Linked DNA regions of Homo sapiens: region 2 is linked to region 1. The links are chromatin loops, found by intact Hi-C in ENCODE. Cell type or tissue: natural killer cell. All regions are shown on one strand. Each heading gives the region's core, and the rest is flanking DNA. Links, peaks and the distances in the headings are about the cores only.

Region 1 (8,492 bases), core at 413-8,412:
TTAGGCCACTTTTTTTACTCTGAATCTTAGTTTTCTCATCTGTAAAATAGGAAGAGAAATGCGTATTACTTAGATTGTTATATATATCTTAAATAAGTTAATGTATATAAGTATTAAAGCTTAATAAAAACACATAAAAGTTAGTTTCTGTACTCTGTGGTTTTCTTAATTATTGTGACTAAAAAACAAAATAGCTCACAAGAAGTGTAACACTTATTTGGATATACGTTTCTGAAATGATGTCTCCAATATATCATATGTCAAGAAGTTTGTAAATATATATTTATTTTTAATGTGAAAGCAAGACATCACTTTGACACCACGTATGGCACTTCTAAGCTTATTTATTTGTTTCTACCGTCCCTATTCCCTCAAATTTTAATAAAAGTATACCTGAAAAGCCCACTATAACTTTATTCCAGGCTATGGTAAAAAAGATAAAATCTTTGATAATAGGAAATTATTTTAAGTGTTAAAAAATCTTCATTGTCTAGCTTAAAATGACTTTTTAAAGCATCACCTGCACCCTTTCTCTCCTTGCATTTCATATTCTAGTCATGCCAAACCATCTGTTGTTCCCTGAAAATGCCATGCTGTTCCGCACTTCCATGTCTTCATGTGCGTTTCCTTTATCTCAAATGGCCTTTTCCTTGTTCGTTTGCCAAGTTCTTACCTGTTTTAGTCTACCAGTGGTACAATCCTTAGAGGCAGGATCCACGCCAAATTTATTTTTGCCTCCCTGGCACAGTATGAGTACCATGCAAAATGTTTGTTATGTGAATTTATGAAGCAGATGATCAAGCAGGGGCAATACCATCTTCATAAAAATGTGAATTTCACAATAATGTAAGAAATTTATCTGTACAGCCGTCTACTGGCACTTTAAGAAAGACTGAAACACAGACTTAAAAAATCTATGGAATGATGGTATTACTGTTCAGATATGATTATCATTTCATAGAGGACCAAATTTAAAGGACAGAACTTATTTGGATATACATTTTTGAGATTATATCTCTGATATATTGTGTGTCAAGAACTTTGTAAATCTAGATTTATTATTTTTAATAAAGCTAGACAGATCTGATGCTAGCCAAGCATTTTAGCCATCAGTAATGTTCATTACTTGGCACAGAGTTGGTATTTCCTAATAAATTTTAAAATAACACTATGCGATATTCAGTAGAAAATAATATATTCAAAATCTACTTTAAAGCATTTACATCAGAATATCACAAACCCATGTAAAAATTACCCATGGTTACACTGACTACTGAAAATTAGCATTTCCCCTATGTTTTTGTCTCCACTCTAGTTCCCTTACATTAGATGTTATTACTCCACACTTTAAAACCTCTAGTGCTGGTGAGACTTACAAGTAAGGATTCAAGGTATTAATCCTCTCCTAAAGCTAGAAAAACAACCACAGCAACTCACAGAATGATCCACTGAAATCAGGAATAAAAATAATTGTGCATCGTATGCTTGTCAATAGGAAATCTTTAGTACATGAATTTAAAAAGAGAGCAAATCGGAAAATGATAAAAATGCCAAATTATTCAACACCTAAACTATTCTTTAATGTTTAACTCATGTCCCAACTCCTTTCTAAGGTTCTCCCTATTGACTACCTAACATAGGGTCGAGCGATCATTTTTTTCTGAATGACTACAGACCATACCTTCTGATCTGAAGTTCCATGTATGGAGGTTTTCACTCTCTCAAAGGACTAGAAACTCCTCCTCAAGGCCAAGAGATTATTCTATAAAGATTATTTTGTAACCCCACAGTGCTAAAAGCATTGTAGATAAATAATAAATATTTGATGACTCTTATTTGTCAACAAATGCTAAATGGGGAATCGCAGGCACAATGCAGATTGTTTTATGCTACCGTTATTTGTAGTTAAGGGAAACCCCCAAGGCAAGACTTTATACAAGAAGGAACAGAGAGGAGAGTGTTGAGGGGGGGATCAAGGCCGAAGGATAGCATCAGGGACTAATTCTTCATTTGACAAATAGATTGTCTCCTGTTCCCCAGGCAGTCTGCTGCTGAGCATAGATGAGCTACAGTAACCAGATTGGCTCATTAAAATATAGTCCCTTTAGTTCAACATGACTCATCTTTATGATGAAGCTGTGATTCTGGGAACTGAATGCGCTAGTTTTGCTACTGTCATGACACCCAAAAGAATAGCATGAAACTTAATTTTTAATGACTTCATATTCAGTTTACTGCCATTGTATATAGTTCAACCTCTGTATGGACTTAACATCTAATAAAATTTGGTAATACAAAAAACTGTCATAGTAGTCCCTTTGAGCAATGGCTTACCCTAACTGCTTGGTATTGAAAGCTTGTTAATCTATTTCAAGGAAGTGTTCTAGATAATTAAACAGTCTTCTTCCATCCCTTAATATTTCCCACCTCATTGCCCTGCTTCAGCAAAACTTATTGCCATGCTAGCACAAATATTGTCTGTTCACTTCTCTAGTTGCAGAACCTGAATAGGGGCCTGATACACAAAATGTTGATCAAGAAATAAAAGTCATTTGCCAAACCAGTTCTTTGGAAATCTCAAAGTCTGAACCAAGAACTTGAACTTCTGCTTTGTGTGAGACAAGGGCTAATGAGAAGAAGTAATAGGGCCAGTGATAATTACTGGGTTACCATTTCCTTTGGCAACGAAATGAATAGACTCTATTGCTGCCAGAGGTTTAGTATTCAGAAGATGTTTTCTATTGTGATATTACTGCCTGGAAAAAGGGCATCTTGTTTGACTGCCTTCTAAAATTTTGAGAGACTTAGGCCTCTTAGGTGGAGCAAATATGTGTGTTTGGGGAGGGGAGGCCAAGTTGGGTGAAATTGAGAGAGTACTCAATAGATTTCAAAAAGAATTTGGTATCAAAGTCAATGTGAAGGCTGAAATATAAGTTGCTGGGTGAGTCCTATTAATACTGTGTATCAACATTTGGTTTGGCAGAAATTCTATGTACCCTGTTAAACACATTTTTGCAATATCTGTACTGTAATATCCACTTTAGTGATAGATGTTTAAGATACCATATTTTACAAGAATTGTCGAAGAATCCATTAAGCTCTATTAGAAAATTTGGCTTCTGGCACAACTCTGGACTAAGAAACTGCCTGGGAGAAAAAAAGATATTAAAAATATTCATTAAGAAAAGAACAAGCCCTACAAACAATTTACCTACAGAATCATAACACAAAAGCAGCAGCAGCAACAAAAACAACAAGGCAACTGGAAGGTGAGCCAAAGATTTGAATATTAAAACCCATGGGGAGAGACTGATCTAAGTCTCTGTGGAGCCTGAGCTTTTGCAATTTAGGGGACCTTCTTTAGAAAAAAATACATTTAACATTACAAAGGCACCATGATGTATATAGATGTATCTTACATTTCCAAAACAGGAAATATAAGATAAATGGAAAAGGATGTGCAGAAAGAACAGAGAAAAAGGCATTTGCAGCAGCAATGATGGCATGGTAATTATGCATTATAGTAAACTGGATGCAATAGGCAGCAGTAATGCTGACAGAGAAGAAAGTTTATGTAGAGGAAAGAGAGGAGAAAAAGAGACCTTGTGTGAAGTAAAGAGATCTTTAAATCCGAGAGTCTAGAGTCATCACTCTGCCACGCTAAAGGCTTATCAATCTTAGGACAGCCATTTTATTGCTAGAGAATTGCTAGACAGTTGTGGAGCTCACCCTAAGGAAGTGGGGACACTTTACCGTCTCCCAGTCTCATCTTCCCATGTCATCTCCTATTCCTCTCCCCTTGCCCCCTCCCGTTTGCATACCAGCGTCCAAGCAGATTCAACCTATGAAACAGCATATTAATTTATTTTTATTTTTTTGAGACAGGGTCTTGCTCTGTCACCCAGGCTGGAGTACAGTGGCGTGATCTTGGCTCAGTGCAACCTCCGCCTTCCGTGTTCAAGCGATTCTCCCTAGTAGCTGGGATTACAGGCACCCACCACCATGCAGAGCTAATTTTTGTGTTTTCATTAGCAGGGTTTCACCATGTTGGCCAGGCTGGTCTTGAACTCCTGACTTCAAGTGGTCTGCCCTCCTCGGCCTCCCAAAGTGTTGGGATTACAGGCATGAGCCACCTCACCGGCCTGAAACAGCATAGTAGTTTGCAAGAAAATTGTATGACATAAGTGAATCCATAAGCCATGTCCATCTAAAGGCAGGCATAATGCACTTCCAAATTTAAAGACTTTCAATTTTGGGATGTATAGTGTAAGCAATTAGTCAACTTGCTTGAGTCAGGAACGATGTGAAAGTTAAACATGTGGACCAGTCTGGAGACAACTGTGTCCTTTTCTTCTGTTAAAGAAAACAGGCTTTGGAGCCATCCTTTCCCCAGTACACAAAATAATGTGTTGCCTAGATCATGAGTTTGTTGTGGGCAGTGATAAGCCCTGTTCATCTTTTATTTTTTAATCTCTGGTCTCTCACTCTGTGCCTGGCATTAAAATGGTGTTCGATAAAGCATAAGGAACAAGCAAAGAGAGGAAGTGTGATTCTTTTTTCATTTCCTGTGAACACATTAAATGCTGGGGGTGTGGAAAATTACATTTGGCATGATGAGATGCTTGATGTTCACCATATTAAAGGTTCTAAAATTACAGAGAGCGTTTTGAAGGGTGCTGACAACTCAAAGGACAAACATAACAACCTTGAAGAAGAAAAAGGAATAGAAGGATGCCTCAGGCTGCTTCCTTACTGATGTTGGTGAAAGTTAGCTAATCATGATCTTGATGCCTTTGGGACTACACTTGATGCCAATGTAATGAAGAAGGCAAATGACCCCAAAGTAAACTTACTTAGGAGACACTTACCAGAAAAACAAGTTGAACTCTATGTCCATTGCTACTCACATCACCATCAGCCATGTTTACATGAAATTACAGCCATGAAACAAATATGAGAAACCCCTTAAAATCAGGGGTGAGTGTGCTGTGTCTGTTATTTATGGATTAAAAAATTTGATAATACCTATCAGGAAAAAAGTCTTTTAATATGTTTTAAATTCTCCACATTAAGCTATCTGAAAACATCAACCACAGCATGCAGTTTCATTAACCAAAAGCCACTTAAACTCGTACCATAGTGAAGATTTACAACTTTAGCAAAGTTTAACTTTTCAACAGGGGGAAATAACTTCTATTCCAACTCATAATCTTTGTTGGCTTTAGAGTTAAAATAGCTCCACCCTTAACTACACAAACCTACAAAATTTACTTTTCGCCAACCCACAAAATAGGTATGATATGAGCGCCCCCTACTGGTACAGCACTACTCCCACTTCATGAATACAGTGAAGGATAGCTCCTGTGAGTCTTAGGGGGAAAAAAAATTGCAATTTACTATTAAAGAAGAGGAAAAGCTAAATGAGCTTTTAAAAACCAAACAATAATCCAAGACAAAACAGAAAATAACTCTTCTCACTTTAAAAGAATCTCTGTGAAAGAAAAATGCACGACATGTTTACAAATATTTGACAGCATCTTTTAAATCCTTGCCCAAGATTAGACAGGCAGAGTGAATTAAATGGCTGTCACTCTCAGGATGAACTGGAGTCCTTATTGATATTCAGACATCACAACAAGCAGAGCTTAATTGTAGTGATGCTTATATATTGATAATAAGATTTTCCCCAAATACCACATATGAAAATCTGCAGGCTTTAGAGAAATAAGCTAAGGAGCACCACGGAGGCTGAACAAAGTCTATGGGTGGGCCTTGGGCTTTCTGCATCTGGAAGTGACTTTCTATATTGCTCTGTGAACTGGGAAACTGAAGGTGGAAGCCATAGGCTTTATATTTCCAGTTACTCAAATTAGTTGTCTCCAGAGTAGAAAATCCAATGTGAGAAAATTGATGGCAAATATAGGTAAAGCGCTATTGTGTGGACATTTACATTGACAAAGAAGGAGAAATGCTCCAAAGGTGTTGCTAGTGATAAGCTGTTACAGAAAAAATATAATGAAAGAAATGAAACTCCCACTCTTTGAGTCAGCAGAAGGGAGCTGTTTCATGATATTTGCTATATTTGTAAGGCTGCAATTTGATTATATCTGATTCTGTTGTCACAATCTGTTACATATCCTACATAGAATATAAATATGTGAAGCCATTTAAAGGCCAAATTATGGAGCTGTCTATTTTTATATTTTATTTTTTACTGCCATACCAGTGATGGTACTTAAATTGTATAAATTTTAAAAGGTAAGTGAAAAACAAAATCATCAATATACTCAGGCTTTATTGAAAAGCCACTAGTTAACAACCCCAAAAGTACATCAATCTGTTTCTCTCTTGAAAGTCTGAGAAAATTACTTTAGATGAATATAGTAGGCTCAATGCATGGGCTTTGGTTTTTAAAATAATGCTTTTTATGACACATTTTCATGTCTTAAAAGTAAACCTACACATTCATTTATGTTAAATGGGCATGGAGAACTTGGCGAGTGCTAAATGACGTGATGGGGTTATTTCTTTTTCTTCCCTTTTCCATATCCTTCTTTGCGTTGGCATGTAACATTTTTGTTCACACCAATAACAATATAGAAAGGAATGGGAAATAATGAGGATAGACATGGCCCCCAGGACATCTGTCACCTTCTCACCACCTTTGTTGCCACCATATTATTCAGGTCAGGATCCTCTTTGCCTGCTCCACTATAATAATCTTTTTATTGCTTTCTTTGCACCTACTCTTGCCTCATCTACAATTCATTCTCCACACAGATGCCAGAGCAATCTTTTGAAAATATAAACCGGATTATATTACTGTCTTCCAAAGGCTTTCCATGATGCAATGAATAAATTCCAAATTCCTTACCACTTCCCTACTCTCCTCTTCTACCACTTTCCTGCTCATTCACTATGCTCGGGCTGCACTTACCTTCCTTCTATTTCTGGATTTCACTAAGGCATCCCTTAGGGCATTGGCCTGTGCTCTTCCCTTTGCTCCGAATGCCCTGCCTCTGATCTTTGTGTACCTTGTTCTTTCTACTACTTAAGGCTTCAGTGAAAATCTCACTCTTACCACAAAACCTAGTAACTTTGCATAACATCACTGTTTTACTTTCTTAAAAGTAATTACAGGCCAGGCGCGGTGGCTCATGCCTGTAATCCCAGCACTTTGGGAGGCTGAGGCAGGTGGATCACGAGGTCAGGAGATCAAGACCATCCTGGCCAACATAGTGAAACCCCGTCTCTACTAAAAATACAAAAATTAGCTGGGCGTGGTGGTATGTGCCTGCAATCCCAGCTACTCAGGAGGCTGAGGCAGGAGAATCGCTTGAACATGGGAGGTGGAGGTTGCAGTGAGCCAAGATCATGCCACCGCACTCCAGCCTGGTGACATAGCGAGACTTCGTCTCAAAAAAAAAAAAAAAAAGTAACCACACTCTGAAATGTTTTTGCTTATTTATTTGCATGGTTCATGTCTGTTTTTTCTCTTCTGAATTAAGCTTCCTGTGAATTGGGACTTTATCTGTATCTCTAGCATCTAAAATATGGTTGGCACAGAGTATAATAATATTATGCTATGTTATCAATGCTCAGAGTACAAATATAGCAATATATAAAAGTTATTAATACATACTAGCAGAATGAATACTCTGAATAAAAACTGTGTGTGTGTGTGTGTGTGTGTGTGTGTGTACCTGTGCACACATACTTGCATGTGCAGGAGACTAGCAAGCCAAAGACACATCACACAAAACAAATAGCACAGATGTTTCTATGACTAGTGCCGTATTTCTCCTTAATAGAAACACCTTACTTTTAACCAAAATAACATATTTAACATATTTTAATATGAAAGTTTATAATTTTCTGTTATAAATCCTTGACTTTAAAAAATAACAGACTACACATAAAGACAGTGGAGAAAAGGGAAACTTTGGAGGTCCAGGAGCCTGGGTGTAAATCCTGGCTTTGCCACTAACACTACCTGATGTTGCATAAATAACTTAATATCTGTGTCTCTTATTTTCTTCACCCAGAAATGGAGGTGATATGTCTTTCTTGAAGAGTTACAGCAAGTACTTAACATATGGCTATAAAATGCCTGACACATAGTACGTACTCATTATAAGTATATTAAAACAAGATAGTTTAGTCTCTAGAGTGTTATACTGGGCTTATCAATTATGGGAGAAGATAAGCTGTATGAACTTTTGTGAGTCATACAAATACACACACACATAAAATTTGTAAAACAACAGTGATGTGTCTTTGTCAGTGTTTCTATAATTACCCCCTTTGAAAGCAGCATACCTAAAAGTAATATACTATTTGAAGTACTTTCCCATCCACTCCCTTTCCTCTCCAATAACCCCAGGGAACAGTAGGCAACTACTGCATTTTTCTTTTGCATAGTCTTGTCTCCGAGGTAAAAAAAAAAAAAAATTAGAGACTTTGTCAAAAAGAATGCTCCCTCAGCATTAGCA
Region 2 (8,492 bases), core at 199-8,198, 1.0 Mb before region 1:
GAACAGCTCCGGTCTATAGCTCCCAGCGTGATGGATGCAGAAGACGGGTGATTTCTGCATTTCCAACTGAGGTACAGGTTCATCTCATTGGGACTGGTTGGACAGTGGGTGCAGCCCACAGAGGACAAGCCGAAGCAGGGTGGGGCGTTGCCTCACCCAGGAAGTGCAAGGGGTCAGGGGATTTCCTTTTCCTAGCCAAGGGAAGCTGTAACAAACTGTACTTGGAAAAATGGGACACTCTAGCTCAAATACTGCGCTTTGCCCATGGTCTTAGCAACTGGCAGACCAGGAGATTCTCTCCCATGCCTGGCTCAGCAGGTCCCACACCCACAGAGCCTTGCTCATTGCTAGCACAGCAGTCTGAGATCGACCTGCAAGGCAACAGCCTGGCAAGGGGAGGGGCGCCCACCATTGCTGAGGCTTGAGTAGGTAAACAAAGCGGCTGGGAAGCTCAAACTGAGCAAAGCCCACCACAGCTCAGCAAGGCCTCTGCCTCTATAGACTCCACCACTATGGGCAGGGCATAGCTGAACAAAAGGCAGCAGAAACTTCTGCAGACTTAAACATCCCTGTCTGACAGCTCTGAAGAGAGCAGTGGTTCTCCCAGCATGGCGTTTGAGCTCTGAGAACGGACAGACTGCCTCCTCAAGTGGGTCCCTGAACCCTGTGTAGCCTAACTGGGAGACACCTCCCAGTAGGGGCTGATAGACACCTCATACAGATGGGTGCCCCTCTGGGATGAAGCTTCCAGAGGAAGGATCAGGCAGCAAAAGTGTCTGTTCTGCAATATTTGCTGTTCTTCAGCCTCCGCTGGTGATACCCAGGCAAACAGGGTCTGGAGTGGACCTGCAGCAAACTCCAACAGACCTGCACCTGAGGGACCTGACTGTGAGAAGGAAAACTAACGAAGAGAAAGGAATAGCATCAACATCAACAAAAAGGACATCCACACCAAAACCCCATCTGTAGGTCACCAACATCAAAGACCAAAGGTAGATAAAACCACAAAGATGGGGAGAAACCAGAGCAGAAAAGCTGAGAATTCTAAAAACCTGAGTGCCTCTTCTCCTACAAAGGATCGCAGCTCCTCTCCAGCAAGGGAACAAAGCTGGATGGAGAATGACTTTGATGAGTTGACAGAAGTAGGCTTCAGAAGGTCAGTAATAAGAAAGTTCTCTGAGCTAAAGGAGGATATTTGAACCCATTGCAAAGAAGCTAAAAACCTTGCAAAAAGGTTAGGCAAAAGGCTAACTAGAATAAACAGTGTGGAGAAGACCTTAAATAACCTGAAGGAGCTGAAAACCATGGCAGGAGAACTTCATGATGCATGCACAAGCTTCAATAGCCCATTCGATAAAGTGGAAGAAAGGATATCAGTAATTGAAGATCGTATTAATGAAATAAAGCGAGAAGACAAGGTTAGAGAAAAAAGAGTAAAAAGAAACGAACAAAGCCTCCAAGAAATATGGGACTATGTGGAAAGACCAAATCTATGTTTGATTGGTGTACCTGAAAGTGACGGGGAGAATGGAACCAAGTTTGAAAATACTCTTCAGGATATTATCCAGGAGAACTTCCGCAATCTAGCAAGGAAGGCCAACATTCAAATTTAGGAAATACAGAGAACACCACAAAGATACTCCTTGACAAGAGCAACCCCAAGACACATAATTTTCAGATTCAGCAAGGTAGAAATGAAGGAAAAAATATTAAGGGCAGCCAGAGAGAAAGGTCGGGTTACCCACAAAGGGAAGCCCATCAGACTAACAGTGGATCTCTCGGCAGAAACCCTACAAGCCAGAAGAGAATGGGGGCCAATATTCAACATTCTTAAAGAAAAAATTTTCAACCCAGAATTTCATATCCAGCCAAACTAAGCTTCATAAGTGAAGGAGAAATAAAATCCTTTACAGACAAGCAAATCCTGAGAGATTTTGTCACCACCAGGCCTGCCTTACAAGAGCTCCTGAAGGAAGCACTAAACATGGAAAGGAACAACTGGTACCAACCACTGCAAAAACATGCTAAATTGTAAAGACCATCGATGCTAGGAAGAAACTGCATCAATTAACGGGCAAAATAACCAGCTAACATCATAATGACAGGATCAAATTAACACATAACAATATTAACCTTAAATGTAAATGGGCTAAATGCCACAATTAAAAGACACAGACTGGCAAATCGGATAAAGAGTCAAGACCCATCAGTGCACTGTATTCAGGAGACCCATCTCACGTGCAGAGACACACATAGGCTCAAAATAAAGGGATGGAGGAAGATCTACCAAGCAAATGGAAAGCAAAAAAAAAGCAGGGTTTGCAATCCTAGTCTCTGCTAAAACAGACTTTAAACCAACAAAGATCAAAAGAGACAAAGAAGGCCATTACACAATCGTAAAGGGATCAATTCAACAAGAAGAGCTAACTATCCTAAATATATATGCACCCAATACAGGAGCACCCAGATTCATAAAGCAAGTCCTTAGAGACCTACAAGGAGACTTAGACTCCCACACAATAATAATGGGAGACTTTAATACCCCACTGTCAATATTAGACAGATCAATGAGACAGAGGTTAACAAGGATATCCAGGACTTGAACTCAGCTCTTCACCAAGTGGACCTAACAGGCATCTACAGAACTCTCCACCCCAAATCAACAGAATATACATTCTTCTCAGCACCGCATCACACTTATTCTAAAATTGACCACATAGTTGGAAGTAAAGCACTCCTCAGCAAATGTAAAAGAACAGAAATCACAACAAACTCTCTCAGGCCACAGTGCAATCAGATTAGAACTCAAATTAAGAAACTCACTCAAAACTGCACAACTACATGGAAACTGAACAACCTGCTTCTGAATGACTACTGGGTGAATAACGAAATGAAGGCAGAAATAAAGATGTTCTTTGAAACCAATGAGAAAAAAGACACAACATACCAGAATCTCTGGGACACATTTAAAGCAGTGTGTAGAGGGAAATCTATAGCACTAAATGCCCACAAGAGAAAGCAGGAAAGATCTAAAATTGACACCCTAACATCACAATTAAAAGAACTGGAGAAGCAAGAGCAAACAAATTCAAAAGCTAGCAGAAGGCAAGAAATAACTAAGATCAGAGAAGAACTGAAGGAGATAGAGACACAAAAAACCCTTCAAAAAATCAATGAATCCAGGAGCTGGTTTTTTGAAAAGATCAACAAAATTGATAGACTGCTAGCAAGACTAACATAGAAGAAAAGAGAGAAGAATCAAGCAGATGCAATAAAAAACGATAAAGGGGATATCACCACCGATCCCACAGAAATGTGAACTACCATCAGAGAATGCTATAAACACCTCTACACAAATAAACTAGAAAATCTAGAAGAAATGGATAAATTACTGGACACATACACCTTCCCAAGACTAAACCAGGAAGAAGTTGAATCCTTGAATAGACCAATAACAGGCTCTGAAATTGAGGCAATAATTAATAGCCTACCAACTGAAAAAAGTCGAGGACCAGACGGATTTATAGACAAATTCTACTAGAGGTCCAAAGAGGAGCTGGTACCATTCCTTCTGAAACTATTCCAATCAATAGAAAAAGAAGGAATCCTGCCTAACTAATTTTATGAGGCCAGCACCATCCTGATACCAAAGCCTGGAAGAGACAAAAAAAGAGAATTTTAGACCAATATCCCTGATGAACATCGATGTGAAAATCCTCAATAAAATACTGGCAAACTGAATCCAGCAGCACATCGAAAAGCTTATCCACCACGATCAAGTCGGCTTCATCCCTGGGATGCAAGGCTGGTTCAACATAAGCAAATCAATAAACGTAATCCATCACATAAACAGAACCAATGACAAAAACCACATGACTATCTCAATAGATGCAGAAAAGGCCTTTGACAAAATTCCCCAGGCCTTCATGTGATAAACTCTCAACAAACTAGGTATTGATGGAACGTATGTCAAAATAATAAGAGCTATTTGTGACAAACCCACAACCAATATCATACTAAATGGGGAAAAACTGGAAGCAATCCCTTTGAAAACCAGTACAAGACAGGGATGCCCTCTCTCACCACTCCTATTCAACATAGTGTTGGAAGTTCTGGCCAGGGCAATCAGGCAAGAGAAAGAAATCAAGGGTATTCAATTAGCAAACGAGGAAGTCAAATTGTCCCTGTTTGCAGATGACATGATTGTATATTTAGAAAACCCCATCGTCTCAGCCCAAAATCTCCTTAAGCTGATAAGCAACTTCAGCAAAGTCTCAAGATACAAAATCAGTGTGCAAAAATCACAAGCATTCCTATACACCAATTACAGACAAACAGAGAGCCAAATCAGTGTAAAAATAATGAACTCAGTCTTAAAAATGAAGGGTTGGCATCATCTTTCTCTTGAGAATTGTTTGGCTTCACAGAGTCACATCATTGTTGATGAGCTGGAATAAATGCATGTTTTCCATTTGACTACTGCTTCCATCTTTCTGGGTGGAGTACAAATTCTCTGTTTTATGCTAGATGAGAGCAATGGTGAATAGTCTTACAACAAAGAACACAGTTTTAAAATGGAAAAGGAAAGCGCTATTTGAACGATAGTCAGTCCTTTTGCATAAATTGTTAATGTTGGTCAAATTGCAAAGGACTTCTTTTCCTTAGCCAGTTCTGGAGGCAGGAACTTTAAAAAGCACCAGAGGGCACTATTCTCACGTGAAAGCCAACTAAAAACCGAAGCTTCTTTTGAGTTTACTATAAGAGAGTGCCTTTCACATTTAAACAAGACCAGTATTAGTCTCTAGCCTTTTGGCATCTGTGATTGTGTAATCACTTGTCCTGAGATGTCACAAGGTTTATAGGATTAATAAACTAGACCCCTACCAACTTGCTCTATGGCTATCGCAAGTGTATCAGTCTTACTTTACACCAGGATGGATGTGGAAGAAGGAGAGAGGATGCAAGCAATAGTACTCATGTGAAAGGATTGTGAGGATTTATTCTTGGCTTTGTTTAACCTGAGTACCTGAATGGTGACATTGGTCAGATTCATACCTGAGTATTTACTTACAATTTAGATAAAGCCTTTGTTCCTTAGGTATTTAGGTATGTCAAACTTACACAGGGTGGTGATGACAAGAGATGGCTCAGAGGTCTCTTGCCTGTCTCCAAAATCCACCCTACCACCCCATATTATCTAGGTAAAGGTGGTTTCTTTGCTATACAACTTTAAGACAAATTCCCTGGCTGTCCCAATAAGTTGCCCCGTTTAACTCCTTTATAGAAATTCTAGAGCCATGACTGCTTGCTGGTTGGTTTTCCAGAGAATTTTCTCTAATAATCCAATTCATTTCCCATACAAAGGCATAAACTCTGTATTCACTTCCTCATTGCTTCAAGGTTTAGAAAAATCCACGAGGAAATCACAAGGGCAGTAGTCATCTATATCAAGTGCTGCTATATATATAAAAGATTAATAAAAATCAGGGACAAAAAGATCCATGGTAATGTATCAAAGAGCTATCTATTTAGGCTCCCTTTTAGATGGCATTCAGTCTGCAGATTCTCTCAGAATGGAGAAGCTTGTCATGTTTGGCCCTGTCAGAAGCAGCCAGTTAATCAGCTGTAACATGAGACTTTGACAGAACCAACTGCACAGTGGTAGCTTGTACTGTGAGTGCATTGTCCTCTCACCCACACTCTGCAATACTGCCCCATTGTAAACAAGATGTCTGGCTTAAATGGGATATCCTCTAAAAGTATTTAGGCTAAAACAGAAGCTGACATCATACGGGAAAGCTGCGTTCCCTCTGTTTGTATTTCTAACTTCCTATACTATTCCCAGAGAATTCCAGTGGATGTTGCTTAATAATGATAACAATGGATTACATACAGGTTGGCAAAGGGGGCAAAATTATTAGATCATCCAGTCAATTGGTCTTTCCAGCAAAGGGCAGAATCTCCAGATAGGGAATCTAACACTTCATTTAAGGCAACGGGCCAAGTAGTAGGAACCACACTGACTTTGTTGTCTTCTCTGCAATACTGCCAGAGCATTGAATCTATTTTAGTTGGCTGTACTTGTGCCCTACTTAATTCCTTAAACACGAGCTTCCAACACAGTGTTGCTCTTTCCTTTGGAGATAACCAGTGGAGTAAATGCTATCTGGTGGAAGGCAATTAACTCTTGTAAATGATGCCTGTGCAAAACCCAAGGTCTTGTTACCACTGAGAACACCTTGACAAGACAAGGCCAACACAGGAGAAAAGTCCTAAAGAGTCGTCCTGTGGAGAGTCTCTCACCTTTGCTGTGTACTGTATTGTATAAAACCTGGCTCAGAAAGGGCTATTGTTTCAGGCTTATTTATTCACCTGATGGAATTTATTCAATAGCACAGCTGAAACACTTCGTTTCTCACCTCTGGGTTTTGGTCTTTATAATAACCTTATTCCTGGATATATTTTCTTCTTATGTTCAAATATATGGCTAATTCAAATTCTCAAAGTGGATTTTATAATATCTGGGAGTAAGACACAAATTATCCAGAATGGGTGCTGGATACCTACTTCACTTTGGTCTTTGTTGTCAAGAAACCAGAAGTCTCAATCTAGCACTTTATTCTTACAGTGACTCATACTTTTGGACCGGTGTTAGGACCCAGTCTCTCTGACTCTCTCTCTTTGGGAATTGTGTACGGTAAAAACCATGTAGGCCTGAAGCTTTCAGTGGCCTCTTCCCTTGTCTATAAAAGACATTATTGAGTAAAACCCACATATGTCACTAGATCTAGTCATATCTTTGTACCCTTGATTAATACAATGTAAGATAGTACCAAACTATGGGCCAGATACGGTGGTTCATGCCTGTAATCCCAGCACTTTGGGAGGCAAAGGCAGGCAGATCACCTGAGGTCAGGAGTTCAAGAACAGCCTGGCCAACCATGGCCACCACGGTGAAACCCCGTCTCTACTAAAAATACATACATTAGCCAGGCACGGTAGCAGGCGCCTGTAATCCCAGCTACTTGAGAGGCTGAGGCAAGAGGATCACTTGAACCCGGGAGGCGGAGGTTGCAGTGAGCCGAGATCATGCCACTGTACTCCAGCCTGGGTGACAGAGGGAGACTCCATCTGAAAAAAAAAAAAGAAAAAAAGATAGTACCAAACTATGGACTAGAGAGAAGGACAGAGAACCCCAGAAAGAGAGCAACAGACAAACAGTAGAGTGGTTATAAAGAAGCTGTGTTCAAACTTATGAGGAGTATGACTTACTTCACAGAGTACTTGATGAATTGGTTGAAGCCTTTGCTGGGTTACATCTGTTACTCTTTAGCGTTTCTTGGGGAACTAAGGAAGTGCCAGGACACTGGGAAAAGAGCCAGCATAAAATGGTTGTGTAATAAAAGGGTAAAAGGTTTAGTTCTGAAAATTAAAGACCTCTAAGCTCAACTTTTATAGCAAGGGAAAAAAATTGTCACACTGAATAAATAATGGGAATAGAACAAGATACTGACTTCACATGAACAACATTTCCCGTCAGACTAATCTAACAATTTAATCTATTGACAAAGGATAGGTAAATTGTATCTGTGGATTAGAGCTGGGACCAGAGGTATCTGGGAGCACAGATACAGAGCTAAGCCTAAGAAACCATGGCAAGACTGGAGTCTCAAAGCAGGAACAAAGGAGGTAGAGGTCAGAGATGGGGACAGACCTGGAACCAGGGGCCTAATGCCCAGATAATAAGATGATGTAGGGGTCAGGCGCGGTGGCTCAAACCTGTAATCCCAGCACTTTGGGAGGCCAAGGCAGGTGGATCACTTGCAGCCAGGGGTTCGAGACCAGCCTGGCCAACATGGTAAAACCCCGTGTCTACCAAAAAAAATTTTTTAAAAATTAGCCTGGTGTGATGGTGCTCACCTGTAATTCCAGCTACTGGGGAGGCTGAGGCAGGAGAATCGCTTGAACCTGGGAGGTGGAGGTTGCAGTGAGCCGAGATCATGCCACTGCACTACAGCCTGGGCAACAGAGTAAGGCTCCATCTCAAAAAAAAAATATATCATCTAGGATTTTGTGCCATTTTCTGTTCCTTAAAAAATTGAATTTCCAGGCATGAGCCTGTGAAGATTGTTTAATTCCTTTGAGAACCTGAGCCCATCATTCAAAGAACTGTCACTCAGTGACAGTATCATTTCTTCATTCTTTATTCATTCATTCACTCATTCACCAAATACATATCAAATGCCTTATTTTTGTAAGGTAATTTACTAGGAGTAAATAAAATAAAAATGATGGACATTAGTTTGTTATCTCCCGAGTCATAATAGAAGAGTTGAAAAACATTTTGATCATTATCTAATCACAACTGCCTTTTCTATTAAAAAAAATTATCAAAAGAATAACAGTTAAGATGTAACTAAGTCCCGACTACTTTGAAGATTTGGTATAAATTAGGAAAAAAATTCAAATAAAATTTAATGTTTTAAAACAGC

The links. A loop is a pair of places that touch in the nucleus more often than their neighbours do. Peaks named below come from ENCODE experiments on the same cell type or tissue, not always from the same donor. Only the 100,000 strongest peaks of a DNase experiment are listed, where the experiment ranks them.
Region 2: a loop joins it to region 1, with 21 times the contacts of the local background. A loop is called at or near these places in 10 of 110 quality-filtered maps.

Annotation. Positions count from the first base shown.
Region 1 is chr2:192,157,309-192,165,800 of GRCh38, forward strand. The region is part of intron 4 of TMEFF2 (transmembrane protein with EGF like and two follistatin like domains 2); the gene reads right to left. Among named protein-coding and RNA genes, the nearest start is that of TMEFF2, 33 kb to the right of the region's middle. In natural killer cell, for the core only: a CTCF peak has its summit at 5,318 (motif pointing left); a DNase peak (open chromatin) is centred at 5,303; H3K27me3 peaks cover 227 bases.
Region 2 is chr2:191,160,595-191,169,086 of GRCh38, forward strand. No RefSeq gene overlaps it. Among named protein-coding and RNA genes, the nearest start is that of STAT4, 14 kb to the left of the region's middle. In natural killer cell, for the core only: CTCF peaks have their summits at 4,661 (motif pointing right) and 4,860; a DNase peak (open chromatin) is centred at 4,697.